Regions from separate parts of the Homo sapiens genome. Here region 2 is linked to region 1. Evidence: chromatin contacts called from ENCODE Hi-C or POLR2A ChIA-PET data. All regions are on one chromosome and are shown on one strand. Each heading gives the region's core, a stretch centred on a gene start or an enhancer-like site at or near the end of the contact. The rest is flanking DNA. Distances are from core to core; before and after follow the strand shown. Region 1 has its middle 110 kb from the start of LINC00226. Region 2 has its middle 58 kb from the start of LINC00226.

Region 1 (6,944 bases), core at 1,946-4,445:
CGACATTAAATAAGAACGAGGACTTGTACCTCAGCATCCCACAGTTGTGTGGTTCATGTGAGATCTATTTTCTCTTTCTCATGCTGGATCAAGGGTAAGGCTATGAAGTAGTAGTTCTCGTGAATATGCAAATCACCTGAGGTGAACACTACAGATATGTCTGTGCCCTGAGAGCATCACCCAATAACCACACACCACAAAGACACTCGCTGAGAAGAGCAACCCTAAGACACATAATTGTCAGATTCACCAAGGTTGAAATGAAGGAAAAAGTTTTAAGGGCAACCAGAGTTGTGCCATGGCACAGTGTTGTGCCATGTCCTTTCTCTGTTTTCTTGCCTGTTTATTTATGTCAGATGTGCCACCTACATGGAATAAGGTCAGAATTCTGCCTCCAGTAACACATCAAAGGTGACCTTTGATTGTACTTTTGGTTTATGCTCCAAAATATTGATTATAAAATTCATCACCGTCATATTTTATGTCAAAATAAATCTGCATAATCTGAATGTCAGTACATTTTGGAATCTATTAAATAACTGAAATTGCAAGAAATATTACCCACTCCAAAAACTGGAGAGATGGGCATGTCCAGAATGGCAGTTAGCACTTGCTTACCTGGTGCAGAAACTGCAGAAGCCACAAGCTGTTGAGGGCACTTACATGGTAACCACTACGGACGTCTGAAAGACAAATGTGGACTCGGTAAATGTGACCGTTCCAGAGGGTCTTATACTTCTAAGGTTTCTGGACTTTCTCTCCAGAAACCTCCAGATTCTAAAATATACAATCCAAATAAATTTCCGATGGGTCAGAATTGAAGATGAAATGAAGATGATTAATTACAGAGAAATATACCAGGAGCCCACTTCAAAAGCTTCTAAAGGGAATGACTTTTCCAGAACCTTATCCTATGTGAAGGAAGACAAATCTCCCATTCCAGATTCTCCCCCATTCTTCCATTATTATATGAATGAGTAAAGTTAGCCAAAAGGGGTAAGACGTACATAAATAGTCCAGGGAGGCCGAAACCTCAAAAGGGAGTAACAGCCAAAAATGAGCTTTTCCCCTGGAGATGCTTTGTCAAGGTCACAGCCCAGAAGAGGAAGCCTATTGAATCTCTAGGTTTCCATTGGAAGAACAGGCAGTGCTTACCTGCACTGCACAATCCATTCTAACTAGGATGATGGCTATGGATTAAAGATGAAAGTGTGGCAATGCACAGACTCCATCTGAGGAGAACACAGAAATACTAAGACAATGGCAGAGGGTGAGACAAAGACAGTAGAGCAATGTGAAGCCTCTGACATCGTGATTTTTAAGACCAACATCTTGTAAATGCCATCATAGTTCTCAGCTTCTTTTATTATGGGACCTTTGCTGGTTTCCTAGCTGAGAAAGTGAAAATAACAACCTGCATGGACTTCCCAAGTCTCCACCTGTATCCTGTTTGCTTTAGATCTCTAGGAGAAGAAAGTCAGATAACTGGGCCTGGTGTCAGTGTAGGAGGCACTTCCTAAAAGCCACATATTAGGAAGAAGGGAAAATGTGTGTTATTGGAATAGTGGATATGGAGTGGGCTTTCATCTGAATGTATCTGCACCTGCTAGTATTCTCAGATGCAACATTCAACTGCAAGAGCCCAGTGAAGAAACATGGCACTCGCAAATCTCTTGTAAGTTTTTGTCTTCATTTTGGTTCCACTAATGAAGTGAATCTGGAGCTTCAGGGAAGGGGCTCCCTCCTGTGTCATTGAATCCTTGCTCTGGGTCTCCCTGCAGAGTTCAATAGGTTTAGTAAGGCTAATCAATTGTTTCAAGAGATGGTGTCAGCAGCATATGGTGTCACTGAAGGAGTATTCTACACTAGCACACAGCCATTTCATGCTGGGCTAGAGAAGCCTGGGGGAAATGATTTGAAGTCTCAGCAAGGAACCTCCTTGCAAGGCAGGGGCTGGGCTGTCGGGGGCACCGAGCAGGTGAGTCAGAAATCAATATGTAAAGATGAGGACCTATGGATATGAATTGAAAATATATAAATACTTCAAAAAATTCCAGTAAATTGAGTCCAAAATTAACCCCAAATTATTCAAAACACAAATTCCTTGACAATTATTTTGGGAGCAGTGAGTTCATAAAGAATTCAAAACTACTGTTTCAGCTTCTGATTCTTATTGTTCCTGAGATGAGAAAATCATCTCTAATCACACATCACACAGCAAATCTGTAAACAAGAGTGTTTCTATGGAAGATCCTGGGGGATCTGAACACCAGGCAGGTGCTGGAGACCCTGTTTCAGGAGCGCCCAGCAGATCTCAGAGGGACCTGCTGGTCACTCACGTGGGACATCAGCAGTAACTTTCTCAGTCACCAGTCAGCTGTGCTGGTGACTGATGGACCCAGGACAGAACCAAGGCACCTCCTCAGTGTCATGGAGAGTGATGGTTCCAGAAATCATCCAGGTGCTCTCTGTGCTTATAAAATGTAGGTTCACTGTGAGGAGCGTGTTCTGAGGGGGATTGTTCTGTGAAAGGACCTCTGTTCACGAGTGTTCATAAATGGAGCAGGGCATGCATTTCCTCAAACAGGAATAGCGCTTGGACCATCAGCATCTCACTCTTGTAAATCTGATGTGTCATTTATCTTCCCTTTCTTATTATTGACCAGGCTTTGCGCTATGAAATGCTCTGTCTCATGAATATGCAAATAACCTGAGATCCACTGAGGTGAATTTGGATGTCTGTGCCCTGAGAGCATCACCCAACAACCACATCCCTCCTCTATAGAAGCCCCTGAGAGCACAGCTCCTCACCATGGACTGTACCTGGGGGATCCTCTTCTTGGTGGCAGCTGCCACAGGTAAGGGGCTCCCAAGTCCTAGTGATGAGGAGGGGATTGAGTCCAGTCAAGGGGGCTTTTATCATCTCCTCCCTTCTCCTCACAGATGTCCATTCCCAGGTTCAGCTGTTGCAGCCTGGGGCTGAGGTGAAGAAGCCTGCGTCCTCAGTGAAGGTCTCCTGCCAGGCTTCCAGATACACCTTCACCAAATACTTTACACAGTGGGTGCGACAGGGCCCTGGACAAGGGCATAGTGGTTGGGATGCATCAACCCTTACAATGATAACACACACTACGCACAGAAGTTCCGGGGCAGAGTCACCATTACCAGTGACAGGTCCGTGAGCACAGCCTACATGGAGCTGAGCAGCCTGAGATCTGAAGACATGGTCGTGTATTCCTGTGTGAGAGACACAGTGCGAAAACCCACATCCTGAGAGTGTCAGAAACCCCAGGAAGGAGGCACCTGTGCTGACACAGAGGAGATGACAAAGATTATTAGATTAAAGATTTTCTTAGAAAATGACACTAAGTCATTAAAGAAAAGGAACAATATTAATGTGTATTTGAGAAATTTTAATTATTTGAGAGATTTTTCATACAGCATTTATTCTGTAAACAAATTTCAATGATTACAGAATGAATCAAATTAATGAAACTAATACAGAACTTCCTCTGAAGGTATCTTTGTAAACATTAATTTCTTAATCAGTGCTGTAAGTATTTTGGAACACAGACACAAAATCACATTTTAAGTCTGCATTTATGTCTATTAAAAATGCCAAAAAAATCTCCTTTTGTGCATGTAGCATTTTGAATTCCCACCATCAATGCATGATAGTTCTTGGTTTTCCACATTCATATTGTCATGTATCCTTACGAGAATTGTGTGTTTTAACCAATCTAGTAGGTGAGTAATGGGATCTAATTTTTATTTAAATGCACATGTCCCTCCAAAAGTTCATATTTAACAATTTTCGTATAACTTCTGTTGAGACGCCTCTCCTGACATTCGGTTCATTTTAACTGCATTGCTTCATTTCGATTCATTGCAAGTTGACTTGCATATTGTTTATAAAAGTCATTTCACAAATTAAAAGAATTCATTTCACAAATATGTGACTTGGAAGTATTTTCTCCAAGTCTGTGGCTGTCTTTATTCCCTTATCAGTGTGTATTGCAGAAACATATGTGTGTGTATGTGTCTGTGTGTGTATGTGTCTGTTTGTACAAATTTAGACTCAAAAACATGTAAAATTGCATTCATTCATAGATGATGTATTTGGCAATATATATGAAGTCTCATTATAAAATACACTAATAGTGATTATTTTTTCCATGTCTCTCAACTCAGGCCACAATCAACTCATGAGTGTTTAAACTTCATCTACTTGATTGGAGGACTATCCATTTCAGATATTTGGAATACTTCTGTAAGGAAATGTGTTCGTCTTCCCAATATTTATTTATATAATCATCTATTAATATGTGTATTGGTTTATGAATATATATTTCATACTCTGAAGAAGATCCATGCTATATTATTCATTTTATCGTTCAAATCACCACAGCTTTATTAGGTCCTGGGAGCTCATTTAATTTGGATCCTGTATCCTTACAGCACACCTCATCCTTTTGTTTTTGAATACTTCCCTGTTTCCTTGTATTACAATAAATTCTAAGCTCATTTTCTATATTACCTTTTTTGTACATAGAATTAGCCTTTTTTCTAAAGATTGCTTGTTTCTAATGTTAACGAATAGCAGTAAAATAAAAAAAATTGTGATACCGTGTACAATTACTTCTAGGACCTCTCAACCTACTGGCCTAGTAGACGTGCATGTTTATATGAACCCATGTTTGTGGACGCATCAAAACTATTTATGTAACTAATCTTCTGTAACTTTATTATATTAAAAATGAGAACACACTGGTCTCCTGACCCAACTATGCTACCACATGGACCTTTCTAGCCTTCCTTCCTTGACTGTCCATAACCACCCACTGCAAAGTGAGGAATCCTATCCTACCAACTGCCTTATTATTACCTAGTTGCACAATTTTAGGACACATGCATAGCGGTATCAGAAATGTAAAGCTCATTGGAAATATGTTTATCTACTAGAATAGAGTGTTATGTGTAGTTTCTTTACATTTTAAACTTATAGAATTTCCTCATTTCCAAAGTTAATTAGATTAGCAACTTCATTTTCTACTTTCTTTAGTGAAGTCATTTCAATTACATTATATAATATCATTTATTTGAAATTCGGTATAAACCAAAACTATAGTCAAGTAAACAGATAGAGGATATTCAAGGAACTTAGAGAGTGAGTATTAAATAAGTACAAATGGCACTGTTTAAGAATAGTAAAATTATTTTTAGTGATATAAAATGGTTGAGACACGATGCAGTTAATTTGTCTAAGCTCATAAATGTGTGATGGAAAATATAAACCTAAATATATACAATTTTTGTAAAAAGTATTTAGCAGTTCATTAACCCCAGGATTAAATGCAGACTGTATCAAGTTATCTAATAACTTATTTGGTGAGGGTGGGGATGTCATGAGATGCATGCAAAAAAGAATGAAGTAATTTTCCTCATTTGCATTTAAGATGTTACCATTCACTAAAGACCTTTAATTTTAAAAAAATCAATTTTCTACGTGACCCAGGTTTTTTCTTCCTGACGAGCAAATAACCCAGATAATTCTTTTCTTTCCTTGGTTGAGAAAGATTTTCCCCAAACTTCAGCTCAGTTCAGGCACACACTGTCCCTGAATGGGCATTTACCCTCAGATGGGTAACACACCTGTCAACATGGGGACTCTTCTGTCAGACAAACACACCTTTACTCACGTGGATTCTTCCCTCAGACCAACACACCTGTCCCCACATGGACTCTTTCCTCAGACCACCACATATGTCCTTACATTTACTCTTTCCTCTAGTAATGACATTTCCTCAAGTGGACTCTTGTCTCAGACAAACAAACATGTCTGCATGTGAACTCTTCACTCTGATAAGTACAAATATTTCCACAGTGACTGTTTCCTGACACAAGCACATATATCCAATGTTGAACTGTTTTATGGCAAAATGATCTCAAGATAATAATTATAAAATCCCTCCTGACAAGGTGTAGATCTGCATTTTTTTATTGTACCTTAACTTTGCCTTATTGTCAAGAACAATAGTTTGCAGCTCTATATGCACCGATTAGAGATTGGTGTCCATTTTCTCTGGAAATGTATTTTTATATTCTTACTGGATGTATTTTTTTGATAATGTTTGCTACTGTGAAGATACCTGAACAGGGTCCACACTAGAAAATAAAAAAGACTAATCGGCAGATTAACCCTGTGCATCCAGACCCACGAGTCCTTTGATCCTGCCCCCCTGAAATGGAGACACAGAGGACAGATGAGCAATGCTGAGCGGTGCACCCAAGACCACAAAAAGAAAGACAAGGAAATGTGTCCCCTCCCCTCCTCATGAAAGGCAGCTCATCCCCTGTTCCTTCAGGCCCTGGTGAGGAGCCAACCCATGTCTGTTCCCTTCCTCGGTGTCCACACCATGGGGTCTGCCCTGATTTGGGCTTCCCTTCTCATCACCCTCAATATTAGTGTCCCTTGTGAATCAGGTCCAGCTGCGGCTGCTCCACATGGGGCCGTTCTTCCATTTCCTCTGTGTTTGCAGAAGTCCTGTGTGAAATTTACTGATAGAGTCAGGGGGGAAAAATTGTACAGCCCAGTGGTTCACTGAGACTCTCATGCAAAGCCTCTGATTTCACCTTTACTGGCTACAGCATGAGCTTGGTCCAGCAGGCTTCATGACAGGGATTGGTGTGGGTGGAAACAGTGAGTGATCAAGTGGGAGTTCTCAGAGTTACTCTCCATGAGTACAAATAAATTAACAGTCCCAAGTGACACCTTTTCATGTGCAGTCTACCTTAAAGGGACCAAACTGAAAGTCAAGGACAAGGCCTTGTAATACTGTGAGAGACACAGGAGAGGGAATATCTGCGTGAGCCCAGACAGAAAAATCTCTGCAGGAAGACAGGAGGGAGCTGCATGGTAGATGCTCCTCAGAACCACCAGGGCA
Region 2 (6,944 bases), core at 3,302-5,801, 54 kb before region 1:
GGAAGCTGGATTGGGTGGAAGGTCCCTATATTTGTGTGCTGTGCAAGGAAGTGCAAAATATAATTGAGTTTTGTGCAAGTCAGTGCTGCCTCTCAGGTGATCCCCATGACTCCCAGAAATGGCTCTGCTTAGGAATCCCTGAGGAGTCAGTCATTTCATTAGAGTAGACCACAGGACATGGGCTTCAGCACACGCCATGCCACAGATGTCAGAAAGCAGCTGCTGGGAACCTGACCCACCTGCATTTTGCTGCCTGTAGGAAAAGGCAGGGAGGTGCATCCTCAGGGACAACACACTGTTTTGGATTTCTATAAAGAACACCTGCTTTTACTGTGTTTTATTGGAAAATACATGAACAAATGTGAGCCTGCAAACAATTGTAATTTTCAGTTATTTTAATTGCATTCATTTGTAATTCTGCATGATATGCTGACACAGAGTTGCATTTTTCATAGATATTGTTCAATGAATCAAGAACATGCATTTTCCACTTTCACTGGTTTTTCTCCGTGTGCAGAGACCTTGAGTAGAGCCTGTCTGGCCCTTATCCACACTATCTCTTGTGTCCCCGGGAAAAAGCAGAGATTTGCCTGACTGCAGAATCTGGGGTAGGAGTCTGCTCAGCTCACAGCCTGCAGAGAAGCCCAGTGAAGTTTTATGGAGTCAGAGAGCTTTCCCATGTGGGGAACCTCTAGCTTACCCATGGCCAGAGATTACTGGTCAGCTGTAATTGAGAGTTTAACAATTAGAGCACTCAGAAGCCTATCTCATCGCAGCTTCATTATGTAACTTACCACCATTAGACTGCGGTAATAACTCAATCTTGATTTTTCTGACCCCATTTTCTCATCTTATTCATTTGTAAATTGGGTTATAGAAAATGTTATGTTTTAGACTCTGATTCAAATCTCAGAAGTTTATGAACTCATCAGGAATAATACAAAATGTGTCTAGTTTTGGGGAAATGTAAATGAATGTCCATGCAGTGTGTGTGTTTGTTGTGTGGGGATATGTCAGTCACACCCCAATGAACATGATTTCTGAATTATATCATCAAACTACAATTAGATTTGCTGAAAATTGCCTGCAGTAATGTCTGTGATGATGAACCTGTCACCTTGTTGTGAGGATGCTCAGTGCACAGGCGAGGTTGCACAGGAGACATCCAAGGAGCAGCCCCCAGGCTTGGCAGAATTCCTGGCCAGGAGCCAGACATAGGACTGGGTGTCTCAAAAGCAGATTCCCCAACCCCATCCCTTTATTTGGACTGCATGGGCATCATGAGGACCAGCAGGAGATGCTCAGAACTCACTCAAGGCAGAGCACCATTTAGGAGCAGGTGCAGCGAGGAAACAGCCAGAGAACCTCTGACTAGAAGCTTGGGTTGTTTTCTTTTGCTTAAGAGCATCCAAGCCTAAGTATATCAACCACTATATGTATATATATAAGTAGACTATCCACTATATATAGAGAGAGATAGATATAATCTGTATATATATACAGATTATATCTATCTATATACATTATATATACAGATTATATATATATAATCTGTATATATAAGAAAGTTATGAGTTACAGATTATATATATACATTTATATATATACATTTATATATATTTATATACATTTATATATATACATTTTATACATATTATATATATACAGAGCAAAACGAGGTAAATATGACTCTGCCATTAACTCCTTGAACCTGGGTCATTTTTTCTGAGAATGCCGTCATCTACAGCATGATGGTTCTCATGTCAAAATCAACACGCATAGTTAGTCACCATGAAGACTGTTTTATCTCATGGTAGAAATGTTTATTTAATTAAAAAATTACATTTCATACGAAAGGGTCTGTATTATTTCTTTCTCACACTGCTGTAAAGACATCACCTGAGACCGGGTAATTCGTAAAGGAAAGAGGTTTAATGGACTCACAGTTCTGCATGGCTGGGGAGCCTCAGGAAACTTACAATTATGGTGGAAGGTGAAGGGGAAGCAAGTCCCTTCTTCACAAGGCAGCAGGATGGAGAGAGAGAGAGAGAGAGAGAGAGAGAGAGAGAGAGAGAGAGAGAGAGAGAGAGAGAAGGAGAAGCAGGATAAAGAGCCGGAAACTTATCAGACAAACCAATCTCCTGAGAACTCTATCAGGAGAACAGCGTGGAGGAAACCACTCCCACAATCTAATCACCTCTCACCAGACCCCTCGCCTGACACTTGGGGTTTACAATTCAGTATTAGCTTTGGGTGAAAACACAGAGCCAAACCATGTCAGAATTTCTAGGTGAGAATTGGTCAATTCATAAGTTATTAGTGAAGTATCAGAAAAATAAATAGCACCAGTGTTGTTGTTATCCAGTTAATTTATAAACCATGTCAATATCCATTTTATGAGAGGTGTAGGAAAAGTGTGAGATGGATAGATAGATAGATAGATAGATAGATAGATAGATCTACCAAATACAATATATATAACTATATTATATATATTACTATGTATATAATATATAGTAAGTGATATATGGTATATATATATGACATTAATTCTACCAAATACTTCACATATGTATGTGCATATATATATAATATTAGGTATGATATATATATGAAATATCAGGACATATATATATATATATTTTATAATGTCTCCTGGGATTTAGTGTTGAATTTTTTAATATCTACATGTATTCCAGGATAAATGTTGGTGGACTTCATAAAATATATTCTAATTTTTATGTGCAAGATGATCACTTTCAAATAAGGTTTAGCTACAGAAACCAGATGTATCTTTCTACCAGAAATTACTGGAAAGCACAGTGAAATTTCTTAATCAGGATTTTAAGATGCTTGACACCACTCAACAAAGACAGTGATTACTAAGAGAGAGAGGAAATAAGCATAAGGAGCCCTCCGGTGAATGCAGGCTCAGATACTTCCTCAAAGGTGTTGCCAGGCTACAGTGCTGGAGTGGAAACCATGTGGATTTAGCATTAATAAAATGGAGCTGGAAACCCACGTAGGCCAAGAAGTGTGGATACCACAGGATAGCAAGTGGATTGCAGAAAACTGTCAGAGAGTGAACCCCATAGATGGCAGGAGGAACACCCAGACTTGACAGAGTGCAGATCAGTGTGTAGAAAGCAGGGAAAGTTGTACGTGAGAACACACCCTGCTGCAGGAAGCTCTCCCTAAAATCCAGAGCCATGGTAAATATATGAATATACACTTACAAACTTTAAAACATACGGAAAGGCACCATAATAAAGTCAAATAAAGGAAAGGTGGGTTGGCTACATTAAAATATAAAAAGAGTATTTCTGAGCAAATAATAATACTTATGAGGGGAACAATTTTATTCTACCATGGCAAATGATTTCAGAGAGCAACATTCGAAATGCTTATGGCCATAATGAGGAAGCTTCAAACAAGTATACGAATAGAATTATTACCAGAGTGGTAGTACCAGAGCCCTCAGCTTTCTGATGAAAACTGATTCTTATTATGAAAGCTAATTATTATTATAAGCTTATTATTATTAACACTAATTATTATTAATTATAATATTATATAATTATTATAATATTATTATGAAAGCTTATTATTATTATGAAACTGATATTACTAGAGCCCTAAGCTAAGTGTTATTACCAGAGTCCTCAGCTTTCCGATGAAACAACAACGTCTGATAAAAATTGTAATAACCCAAACATATAAAATCAATTCAAATTATTCTAAGGATGCACAGTAAATAAAAATCATTGATTGATAAAGTGTGCTGCTATAGACTGAATGTTTATTTCCGCCCTCAGACATTTGTTGGAATTCTAACCCCAATGTGATGGTGTTACGAGGTTGGGCCGTTGGTAAGTGAATGGGTCACCTTTGGAAGATGACTAGGCCCCATCCACCCTCATGAATGGAATCAGTGCCCTTGTTAGAGACTCCAGAAAGCTCCCTCTCCTCTTCCACCAGGTGAAGGAAAAGTAGAAAGATGGTCAACTATGAAGGAGGAAGCAGGTTCTCACCAGATACCAGTTTCAAAGCATGTTGGCCTTGCACTTGCTGACCTTCAGAATTGTGACAAATACATTTATGCTTGATCTGAACCACCCAGACTATTCTCTTACAGCAGCTAAAACATCAAGTCTCAGCTAGGGCAGTGAGGGCCCACAATACTTGAGAGACGAGCATCACCCTCTCCTTTCCAGTTCAGGATGACAGAAGCTTGATCTCGGGCTGAACTGACAAGCAGAGAGTCCTTCCTCTCCCCCAGATCGCAGTTGAGGCCGTGGTGTCAGATCTCTGTGGTTGAGAGTGAATTCCAGTCTGTGATTTCATGGATGCCTTTCTTCATCTAGTTCCACTTATGAGACAGAGATTCCATGCTATGAGTTATAGGCCAAGAATAGAGGAACCCCAATTATTCCCACCCAGCTCACCTGTAGGGCAGAGGATCTGGAGAGCTTTCTGGGTGAGGCACAAAGAGACTGTATGAGTCCACCCCTCCCATGCAGTTTCCTGTACTTAAAGCAGAGGTGTCCCTCTGACACAGATGAACCCTTTCTTCCGCACCAAGGCAGAGGCGGTTATATTTTTACAGTGGCAGACAGAGGGCATAAAAACAGAAATGCAGAGCTCTCTCTAATGGATGTGACTTTATTTGCAGTAAAAGGAGAATAATTTCAACCCTAGGTTTTTTCTAAAATATTATAAATATTTATGGTAAGTTATTAATAGAAAGCTGGTGGCTTCATGAGAGCAACACATTAAACAGGAATCCACTCATTTCAGCAGACAGAAGGAGAAAAACCATAATTTAGGAATAATGAGCTGGGCACTGTGGCACTGCCTGTGGTTCCATACACTTGGGAGTCTGATGTGAGAATAACACTTGAGCCCAGGATTTCAAGGCCAACCTGAAAACGTAGCTAGACCCCATTTAGTAAAATAAATAACATTTTGGGGTCAGGACAAAGTTCAAAAACTGCCCCTGAAATGAAGCCCAAATTTAATTGTGTAACACTGTGGATTAATGGATGACACAACAGTGTCACCATGCCTGCTGTGAGTGCAGTGTAACACTTGGATGACATATGAAGAGATACAGACACCCAAACAGAGACATCAGACAGTGAAGCTGTCAAAGGCTGCACTGCCGAGCGTCAGGCTTTTTATGGAAACCGTGTGTACATCTGGAACTGCACCTGGGAATGACGACATCAACCCTTTAATAGTGTCGGGGAAAGAGACGTCACTGAAATAGACAAACTAAGGGACTCAAGAAATAAATAGAGCGATTGGTTTTACCAATACACCAGAGCGTTTTGGGTGATCACTATTCAGAGTTTCTGAATTGTGTTACCTAACTGTCATTCAGAAAATAATTATGAGATACACAAAGAAAAAAATAACGTCACGAATGTACAGGAAAATTTCCAGAAAACACAAACTGTCTTTGAGTTGGTACAGATTTTGGACTTAACAAATGGAGACTTCAAAACAATTATTATAAAAATGCACAAATCACAAAGGAATACTATCCTAGAAAAGTTAAGGAAGGTATGATGACAGTATCTCACCAAAAAGTTAATATCAATAATGAGAGAGGGTTTTTGAAAGAAAGTTATAGACACGCTAAAATTAAAAACACAGTAATTCAAAACTATATGTCAGAGGTGATAAGCAGTATACTTGAACCTAAAAAGAAAAAAAAGCACACTTAGATATATATTAGTAGATATGCTATATTCAAAGAATAGTGAAAATTGCAATAAAATGAAATAAGCTTAACATAAAAGGTGGACCCTGCTAGACAAATCAACATATGTTTAGTGTGAACATTAGCATGAGAAGAGAGAAAGAAATATGTCACAAAAATATGTCATAATATAATGACAGATAATTCCATGATTTTTATGATAAATACTAATATACACATTGAAGTATGAATAGCTCAACAAACTCAAGGTAAAATAAGTTATAAGAGATCCTCAACAAAACACATTATAATAAAATATTTTACAGAAAAACTACTGAGAAAATCTTGAAGGCAGTGAGAGAAAAACAACTTCTCATATACAAGATAATTCTATCAACAGCTGATTTCTCATCAATAACAGCTAATGCTAAAAGGCAGCAGGATGACATATTTTCCCTTTGTATCCCATTTTATCCTCAAAGGCCACCTGCATACAAAGTAGACCAGTCTTACAAGAAAATCACAGCCCTAGTGTTCTTCTCTCAAGGAGCCCGGCTATGGACCTAATGGTGCCCTCCCCAAAGTCATAAGTATAATTCCCAACCTGCAATGTTACAGTATTTGGAAATGAGACTTTTGAAAGTGATAGAGTTTGAATATTTGTCCTCTCCCAAGGTCATGTTGAAATGTAATCACCAATGCTGGAGGGGGGGCCTGGTGGGAGGTATTGGATAATAGAGGCAGATCCCTCAAGAATGGCCTATGCAATCCATGTGGTGATGAGTGAATTTTCTGTTAGTTCGCATGAAATCTGGTTGTTTAGAAAAGTCTGGAGCCTCCTCCATCTCTTCTCTTGCCCTTTCTTGGCCCCATCTCTTCTCTTGCCCCTTCTCTTGTCATGTAATGCACCTGTGTGCCTGCTGCCTCTTTGCCTTCCACAATGGTTATAAACTTTCTGAGGCCCTCACAAAGCAGATGCTGGCACCACGCTTATTGTAAAGCCTAGCAAATGGAAAGCCAAAATGAAACCTGTTTTATTTATAAATTTTCCAGCCTCAGGTACTCTTTCCTAGCAATGCAAGGACACAGCAACACAGAAAATTGGTATCAAGAAGTGGAGCATTGCTATTAAAAATATGTGAAAATATGGACGCAGCTTTGGAACAGGATAACCGTCAGGGATTTGGAGGGTTTGGAGGGCTCAGAAAAAGTCAGGAAGATAAAGAACAGTTGGGAAAGT

What was found. A loop is a pair of places that touch in the nucleus more often than their neighbours do. ChIA-PET counts read pairs that join two places held with the same protein, here RNA polymerase II (POLR2A). Pooled maps may share reads with other maps.
Region 2: a loop to region 1 is called in a pooled map, with 3 times the contacts of the local background. The contact joins two enhancer-like sites. A Hi-C loop is called at or near these places in 1 of 168 maps with a recorded cell type or tissue (Caco-2) and 7 of 50 pooled maps. POLR2A ChIA-PET finds 5 or more read pairs at or near these places in 2 of 52 experiments (CD4-positive, alpha-beta T cell and activated naive CD4-positive, alpha-beta T cell).

Annotation. Positions count from the first base shown.
Region 1 is chr14:106,170,647-106,177,590 of GRCh38, reverse strand. It overlaps IGH, the pseudogene IGHVIII-16-1 and the pseudogene IGHV1-17. Among named protein-coding and RNA genes, the nearest start is that of LINC00226, 110 kb to the left of the region's middle. Within about 2 kb of position 3,195, at least 2 of the 41 ENCODE cell types and tissues checked have a DNase peak (open chromatin) inside an H3K27ac peak, as active enhancers do.
Region 2 is chr14:106,226,283-106,233,226 of GRCh38, reverse strand. It overlaps IGH. Among named protein-coding and RNA genes, the nearest start is that of LINC00226, 58 kb to the left of the region's middle. Within about 2 kb of position 4,551, at least 2 of the 41 ENCODE cell types and tissues checked have a DNase peak (open chromatin) inside an H3K27ac peak, as active enhancers do.